Linked DNA regions of Homo sapiens: region 1 is linked to region 2. Evidence: read pairs that join two places in POLR2A ChIA-PET (ENCODE). Cell type or tissue: A673. All regions are shown on one strand.

The links. Peaks named below come from ENCODE experiments on the same cell type or tissue, not always from the same donor. Only the 100,000 strongest peaks of a DNase experiment are listed, where the experiment ranks them.
Region 1: POLR2A ChIA-PET joins it to region 2 with 10 read pairs; 2 of 35 experiments call an interaction of 5 or more read pairs at or near these places.

What each region holds. Positions count from the first base shown.
Region 1 is chr11:57,571,427-57,575,426 of GRCh38, reverse strand. No RefSeq gene overlaps it. Among named protein-coding and RNA genes, the nearest start is that of UBE2L6, 5.8 kb to the right of the region's middle. In A673, no CTCF peak of the experiment used is centred here; no DNase peak of the experiment used is centred here.
Region 2 is chr11:57,777,041-57,781,040 of GRCh38, reverse strand. The region is part of intron 1 of CTNND1 (catenin delta 1); the gene reads right to left. The region is part of intron 2 of TMX2-CTNND1 (TMX2-CTNND1 readthrough (NMD candidate)); the gene reads right to left. Among named protein-coding and RNA genes, the nearest start is that of CTNND1, 17 kb to the right of the region's middle. RefSeq lists enhancers at 552-1,437, 1,438-2,324 and a silencer at 2,280-2,482. In A673, no CTCF peak of the experiment used is centred here; a DNase peak (open chromatin) is centred at 2,290; H3K4me3 peaks cover 1,508 bases; H3K27ac peaks cover 3,707 bases.

The DNA.
Region 1 (4,000 bases), 210 kb after region 2:
GGTACTTCAGTTGCTTTTTTTTTTTTTTTTTTAAAGAGATGTGGTTTCACTTTGTCACTGAGGCTAGAGTGAGGTAGCATGATCATGGCTCACTGCAGTCTCAACCTCCCAGGCTCAAGTGATCCTCCCATGTTAGCCTCCAGAATAGCTAGGACTACAGGTATGCACCATTGCTCATGGCTAATTTTTTTTTTTTTTTTTTTTTTTTTTGAGATGGAGTCTCACTCTGTTGCCCAGGCTCTCTGCCCAGGAGTGCAGAGGCATGATCTCGGCTCACTGCAACCTCTGCCTCCTGGGTTCAAGCGAGTTTCGTGCCTCAGCCTCTTGAGTAGCTAGGATTACAGGTGTTTGCCAGCATGCCCGGCTAATTTTTGTATTTTCAGTAGAGACGGGTTTCACCGTATTGCCCAGGCTGGTCTCGAACTCCTGACCTTAAGTGATCCACCCACCTCGGCCTCCCAAAGTGCTGGGATTACAGGCGTGAGCCACTGCACCTGACCAAATTTTTAAAAGAAATTTTTGTAGAGCTAGGATTACAAGCATGAGCCGCTATGCCTGACCAGTTCTCTCATTTTTAAAAATGTTGCATTTATGGGGTTAAGGATATGCTACTCTAATATGACCAGAATATGTCATCCCAAAATACGCTTCTATCACTGGAAACTCTCATGAAGAGAAAAAGCAGGGACTTAAATCTGCATAACAAATCTTACCCTTGTTTATGGTGTTTTTCCTGGCCACCTCACTTTTCTTCTTTGCTTCAGCAGGCAAAGGTATTTAGGGCATCTCTTGGAGATTTACTCATTTCCCTCAGTATCTCCCATGTATTCATAAGGTGTATATGTTAATAAACTTGTTTTTCTCTTAATCTGTCTTTTGTTACAGGGGTCTGCCTCAAATAAGAACGATCACGGGTAGTGAAAAAGGTACTTTTGTTCCCCTATGACATCATATTTTAAAACATGTATAAGCCACATACAGCCTGCAAAATCAAACTTGTTTCTGAGCCACCAGTTTGCCACCTGTACTTGCTAATCGTAGGAAAATGGATGGGAAAACCAAGGTAGGGAGGCTATAAATTGCATGGGCCAGAGTCATGCAGCTGTGACCATGGAACTCACTATATCCTGGTTCAGGACAAGGGGATGCTTCTTGAATACCAGCTGTTCCTGATGGCAATCCAGCAGTGAGGTGGAACCCCGCTGCTCCCACCAAATGGCCCAATTTGGAAAAATTCATGGACGAGACTGAGGCTGAGCCTGTTGGGAAGAACCTGTAGAGCAGTAAGTAGACCAGGACTAAGCTCCCCTGAGTTCTAATCCACGACCTGGGGCAAGGCATTTCCCCTATCTGGGCACCTGTTTTCTTATCCCACCCGGTGGGATGTGGTGGGGAGTGGTTATATAACACTGAAGTTGACCCTTGAACATGGGCTCAAACTGTGCAGGTTCACTTACAGGTAGACTGCCTTCTGCCTCTGCCACTCCTGAGACTGCAAGACCAACCCTTCCTTTTCCGCCTCCTCCTGAGCCTTCTCAGCATGAAGACAACAAACATGGAAAACATGATGATCCACTTCCACTTAATGAATAGTAAATGTATTTCATCTTCCCCGTGATTTCCTTAATAACATTTTCTTTTCTCCAGCTTACTTTAAGAATACAGTATATAATCTCTATAACATACAAAATATATGTCAATCAACTTTCTGTTCTCAGTAAGGCTTCTGTTCAACAGTAGGCTATTAGTAGTTAAGTTCTGGGGGAGTGAAAAGTTATCTGTGGATTTTCAACTGAGCACGGGGGTCAATGCCCCTAACCCCTGCATTGTTCAAGCATCAACTGTAGATGATCTCAAAGCTCCCTTCCAGTTCTGAGATTAAGGGGGGCTAATTTGAATGTCCTGGGACAGCCACATTTTAGAACACTTCTATCATTGGATATTTTCTGCTTAAGGAAAACAACTTATATGTGCACATCTCACTTTGCAGGAATCAAAGTCTTCCAGGTAAAACCCCGCATGAAGTAGACAGGGCAGAGATTCTCACCAGTTTTTTTTTTTTTTTTTTTTTTTTTTGAGATGCAGTTTCATTCTTGTTGCCCAAGCGTGAGTGAAATGGTGCAATCTTGGCTCGCTGCAACCTCCACCTCCCAGGTTCAGGCGATTCTCCTGCCTCAGCCTCCCAAGTAGCTAGGACTACAGGTAGGCGCCCCCAGGACTGGCTAATTTTTTTGTATTTTTAGTAGAAACAGGGTTTCACCATGTTGGCCAGGCTGGTCTCAAACTCTTGACCTCAGATGATCTGCCCGCCTTGGCCTCCCAAAATGCTGGGATTACAGGTGTGAGCCACTGCGTCCGGCCTTCTCACCCTCATTTTTAACATGAAGAACTTAAGGCCCAGACAGACGTGGCAGTTAATAAGCAGGAAGTCAGTAGTTCTGGGTTTAAGTTCCATCTTAGAGAGTGTGTGACCTTGGGCCAGTAGTCACCTAGCCTCAGTTTCTTTACCTATAAAATGGAGACAAGGCTGGGTACAGTGGCTCATGCCTGTAATCCCAGCACTTTGGGAGGCCAAGGCAGGAGGATCAATTGAGTCCAGGGGTTTGAGAACAGCCTGAGCAACACGGTGAAACTCTGTGCCTACAAAAATACAAAAATTAGCCAGGCATGGTGGGACATGCCTGTAGTCCCAGCTACTTGGGGGACTGAGCTGTAAGGATCGCTTAAGCCTGTGAGGTTGAGGCTGTGGAGAGTAGTGATCATGTCACTGCACTCCAGCCTGGGTGACAGAGTAAGATTCTGTTTCAAAAAAAAAAAAAAAAAAATCTGGTAACAATAAAAGAACCTATTTTAGGAAGTTAGAGAGAAAATTAAGCAAGCATTATTGAATGGATCAATTATGATACTGCATGTCAAGCACTTAGCACAAACCTATGTTATGGAATAAATGTTTGTGTCCCTCAAAATTCACATGTTGAAGCTGTAACCTCCAGTGTGGTTGTATTTGGACATGGGGCCTCTAAAGAGTAATTAAGATTAAATGAAGTCATCAGGGTGGGGCCCCGATCGGACAGAATTCATGTCCATGTGAGAAGCGACACTGGAGAGCTCACTTTCTCTAATACCCACATTGCCTGCACAAGCACCTGAGGAAAGGCCATGTGAGGACATAGCAAGAAGGCAGCCGTCCACAAGCTGGGAAGAGAGCCCTCATCAGAAATCAAATCAGTTAGAATCTTAATCTTGGACTTCCAGCCTCCAGAACTGTGAGAAAATAAAACCTGTTGTTAAAGCCATTTGGCCTGTGGTATTTTGTGATGGCAGCCCAAGCTGCTGATACATCCTTGCACATCCAATATACATTAGTTATTGTTGTTATCTGTTGTTAACTGTTACTTCTCATGTCCAAAGTCCCACAACAAGGAAGTCAGTGAGTGGTTGAGCCCCACTGAGGAAGCAGGTCCTTCACTCATCAGGCCACCTTCCTGCTCTTGTGGCAAGAATACCCCCAGCTCCCCTCCTGGGACTCCCTGACTCCTTGATTGCCTCTATCCATCCCTCCACCTCAACCACAAGGGCAGGGCTCATGGTACAGGAGGGGTGTGTGTGTGTGTGTGTGTGTGAGACTAACCCAGAGGAAGGGGGGGTGTGGGGTAAGCACGAGGATCAAAAGAAGCAGGAAATTCTCTTCTGTCTCTGGTTCCTGGGAACTTCTTCTTTTTTTTTGCCTGCTCTTGTTGCCCAGGCTGGAGTGCAATGGCTCGATCTCAGCTCACTGCAACCTCCACCTCCCAGGTTCAAGTGATTCTCCTGCCTCAGCCTCCCGAGTAGCTGGGATCACATGCATGCACCACCACACCTGGCTAATTTTGTATTTTTAGTAGAGACAGGGGTTTCTCCATATTGGTCAGGCTGGTCTCGAACTCCCCACCTCAGATGATCTGCCTGCCTTGGCCTCCCAAAGTGCTGGGATTATAGGCACGAGCCACCGCACCTGGCC
Region 2 (4,000 bases):
CTTGAACCCAGGAGGTGGAGGTTGCAGTGAGCAGAGATTGCGCCATTGCACTCCAGCCTGGGCAATAAGAGTGAAACTCCATCTTGAAAAAGAAAGAAAGAAAGAAAATAGCAGCTTCTCACCAAACTTTCAATCTATGGCATTCCCCCACCTCTTTGCCCATCATTTGAAAATAACTTGGAAAAGGTGGAAGCATGTAATTGAGCCAGATTTACACAGTCCCAATTCCTCAAAACCCTGAAAAGACCAATAAGGCATTCTTTTCATCAAGTTTGGAGTATGTCTTCCTTTTGAGATAAGCAACAGGGAGACAGAGCATGTCAATCTATAAATAAATCAATCAGAAGTGTTAAGGTCCTTTCTTGGCTTTAGGACAGATAGCAGGAGGAAATGTTTCTCCTTATCTGAAAGAAGAAAATCCCATCTTGAAGGGGAAGAAAGTTGTGCATTATTGCTCTTCCCCTTGAAGTTATCATATAATCCTTTCAACACCTGCTGAGGTAATGGCCTCTTTTTATAAATAAGTATACTACCTATATACCAGAAGTATTTAGTATCTTGCCCAAGCTCATCAACTAGTAGTAAGTAGTGAAAACTCCTATTTTATTCCAAGTCCATGCTCCTTCTTGATAAAGTGGAAAGAGTATGAATTTTCTATGTTTCCTGGGGTTAAAAGTCATTCTTCGGGCCAGGAGAGGTGGTTCAAGCCTGTAATCCCAGCACTTTGGGAGGCTGAGGCAGGCAGACTGCTTGAGCTCAGGAGTTTGAGACCAGCCTGGGCAAAATGGCAAGACACCATCTCTACAAAAAATACAAAAAATTAGCTGGGGGTGGTGGCATGTGCCTGTAGTTCCAGCTACTCGGGAGGCTGAGGTGGGAGGATCACTTGAGCCTGGTGGTTCCAGGCTGCAGTCAGCCAAGATTGTGCCACTGTACTCCAGCCTCAGTGACAGAGTAAGACCCTGTCTCAAAAAAAAAAAAAAAGTCATTCTAGTTCCAATTAAGAAGTTAACCCAAAGTTGACATTTTTTTTACGGAGAGGGGAAGGAGGCAAGAGAAGGTGGAATGGAGCCAGCTAGACTTTTGGGTCTTATCTTCACTTTAAAGAACAAAACCTTACTCAATTTGGGAAGAGTAGCTTGCAGCCTACTTCAGATTTACCTTCCCTTTTATAAGAACCTAGTACTCAGGAGGAAAGGTGCTAAGAACAAAAGAGGCACTACTCTGTAAAAATTACCTACCTTACCACTGGCAAGCCTGCTCTAGAAAGCTGGCTACATGTCACATTCTCTGATCACCCCCTCAACCCTACCACAAGAAAAAAAATCCAATCCCTACTCTCATTTTTAATGTGACATCTCACTAAGCCAAAAGCAAAGATCAGAGATGGGGTGGGAAACAGAAGGAACTAGAGGCAGTAAAGATTGTGCTAGCCAGCATAAGAACAGAGAAGAAGGATTGTTCTAGTGGTATGTTAGCAATCTGCCTCTAGGGCAGCTGTCCTCCTGGACAATCAAAGGCGGGTTTGTGTGTGTGCTCAGGAACCAGCCAGCTTGGCTCAAAGTTAAGGACTCAGCCATCCAATCCACAAAGTGAGAAAAGATGCCTGTTTCACAGCTGGAATGGAAGGCAGGGAAAACACAAAACAAGAGAGAAAAGAGGGCAGAAAAGAGAGAGGGTATTACAGGTGCTATTTCAGTCTAGACATAGGGAAGAAAAATCCCAGGAAACTACCAACCATTCTCTAGTTATGATCAAACATTAGAGAATTGCTAGTAACTCTTAATACTAAGCGGGTAGGTTTCTCCTGATCTGTATGCAGTAGGGTGCCAATTGGAAGGATGAGATATAAAATGTAAAGGACCTCAGCATTACCTGTTTCCTTCTGTCCCTTTTAAACCCAACAAGGTACCTGCAACATATACAGCAAATGAACATTACTTAACATTTATTTCCTTCTAGAATTCCTTTCTTAATTAAATCCTAGAGATCCACAAAGAATAGCAGCACACACAAAACTCAGTAAGCTTCCCAGTGCTAAGAGATCAGGACCATTTATATAACTTAAGTGCTAAAACGCAAAAGGCCACAGTCAGAATTCACACTCTCTAATCCCTCGGAGTAGCTAGATGCTCCGAGACCCATTAGACACACAAAGGCTGCTCTCTTCTCAGCAGAGCTCTGTAGCAGAGCTGCTCTCCAGGGACAAAGAGATTTCACAGGAGAACCACAAAGACATCGACCCTCTCTGTTCCCCCACTCCCAGCTTTCTCACTTCCTGTCACAGTAGCACCAGACCACAGTCTCCCAGAAACAAACAAATACAAAGTGCTGGATTCTGGGCTGCAGGCCAACTGCATTCCAGGGCATCCTGTCTACCAATCACGGGCCAGAGCCCCCACTTTGCCCTGCTCAGCTCCTTATCATGTTCAGGGAAAACAACCCTCCTCTCTGCCCCAAGCCAACACTACGTAGGACAAAGCTCAGGCCTTTAAGAATCAGCAGAAAGACTGTGTGTGGATCTAAAAGTTTGAAGGGGGTGAGGGAATTTTTAAGATTCCTACTTGGCAAGTTTCTTCACTTTGGAGGCACTGCATTAGGGATTTTAAAGCTACTGATGCTGTTAATTCAGCTCAGCTACATGTGACACATCCCATTATGGCAATTTGATTACCAATCTGGATTCAGTCAATGGAATATTCCCATTTGGAGAACTACTTTAGGAACTTCACCTTCCCTATCATCCACCTCTGTTTTCAGCCTTTCAAACTTTCTCCCTACAAGCATAGAGTTGATTACTAAGACAGGCTCCACAGAGAACAAACAAAGGCAGCGGACTCCACCCTACAAAGAGGCAGTTTAATCAGGTGCTGGGAGCAAAGTTCCCCGTTTCCCTAGAGAATGAGAGGACAACCACTAGGAATTGCACAGAAGCCAAATCCTGGCGGCAAAGAGGTCAAGACAGCAACATCAGCTTTTCCTGCTCACAACCCCCTGAAGTGGGTCAGGGGCTGTAAATTTGGAGCCTAGTCAGAAAAGAAAGCCTCCTCTCCTAATAAAGGTCCTCCACTAACTGCAAGAATGAGATAAATGATACATTTTTCTATTATCTTGTACAACCCATTGGAAATTAGCCCTAAATCACAGAAGCAAAAATGCAAACAGAGGTTAAGCTCTATTAGCTAGAGATTCTTGAAATCCAAAGAAGCAACACCCTTTGCCCAAAGGGCTCAATTCCCTTTGCATAAAATGAGCAAGATGCTCAGCAGAGTCCTCCAACCAGAGGGGCACACCAGGAACTAACTGGTAATATGCTATCACTTCTTGTCTTGTCTTCTCCCTTTATTTTTCCTAGATTCCTTTCATCTTCTTAGATCTGCTAGAAGTAGTATGGGCCGAACCCTGGTCTAAAGCAGCACATGATACAAAGGAACTAAGTCTAAACAGACAACTTAGAAGGATTTAGTCCTTGGCCTGGCACAGTGGCTCAAGCCTGTAATCCCAGCACTTTGGGAGGCCGAAGCAGGCAAACCACTGGAGGTCAGGAGTTCGAGACCAGGCTGGCCAACATGGTGAAACCCCATCTCTACTAAAAATAAAAAAATTTGCCGGGCATGGTGGAGCACACCTGTAATCCAAGCTACTCCAGGTGGCTAAGGCAGGGGAATCACTTGAGCCCGGGAGGCAGAGGTTGCAGTGAGCTGAGATCATGCCACTACACTCCAGCCTGGGTGACCAAAAAAAGAAGGATTTAGTCCTTATCTGGATCTGGTATGACCAGGTGGCAAGGGTAGGGCAGTAATATACACAATAGCCATTCTAGGGTTGAATAGAAAAGAATATTTAGCAACACTATGGAACTTCAGCAGCAGAGCCCAGCCATTGCAAACTCTATCACTGAAGCATACACAAAAAAAGTTAACAGTCTCTTACTTGGCATGGTATCAGACTAACTCCCTTTATCTCTCAAGAATACTGAACAATTAGTTATGACTGTTAG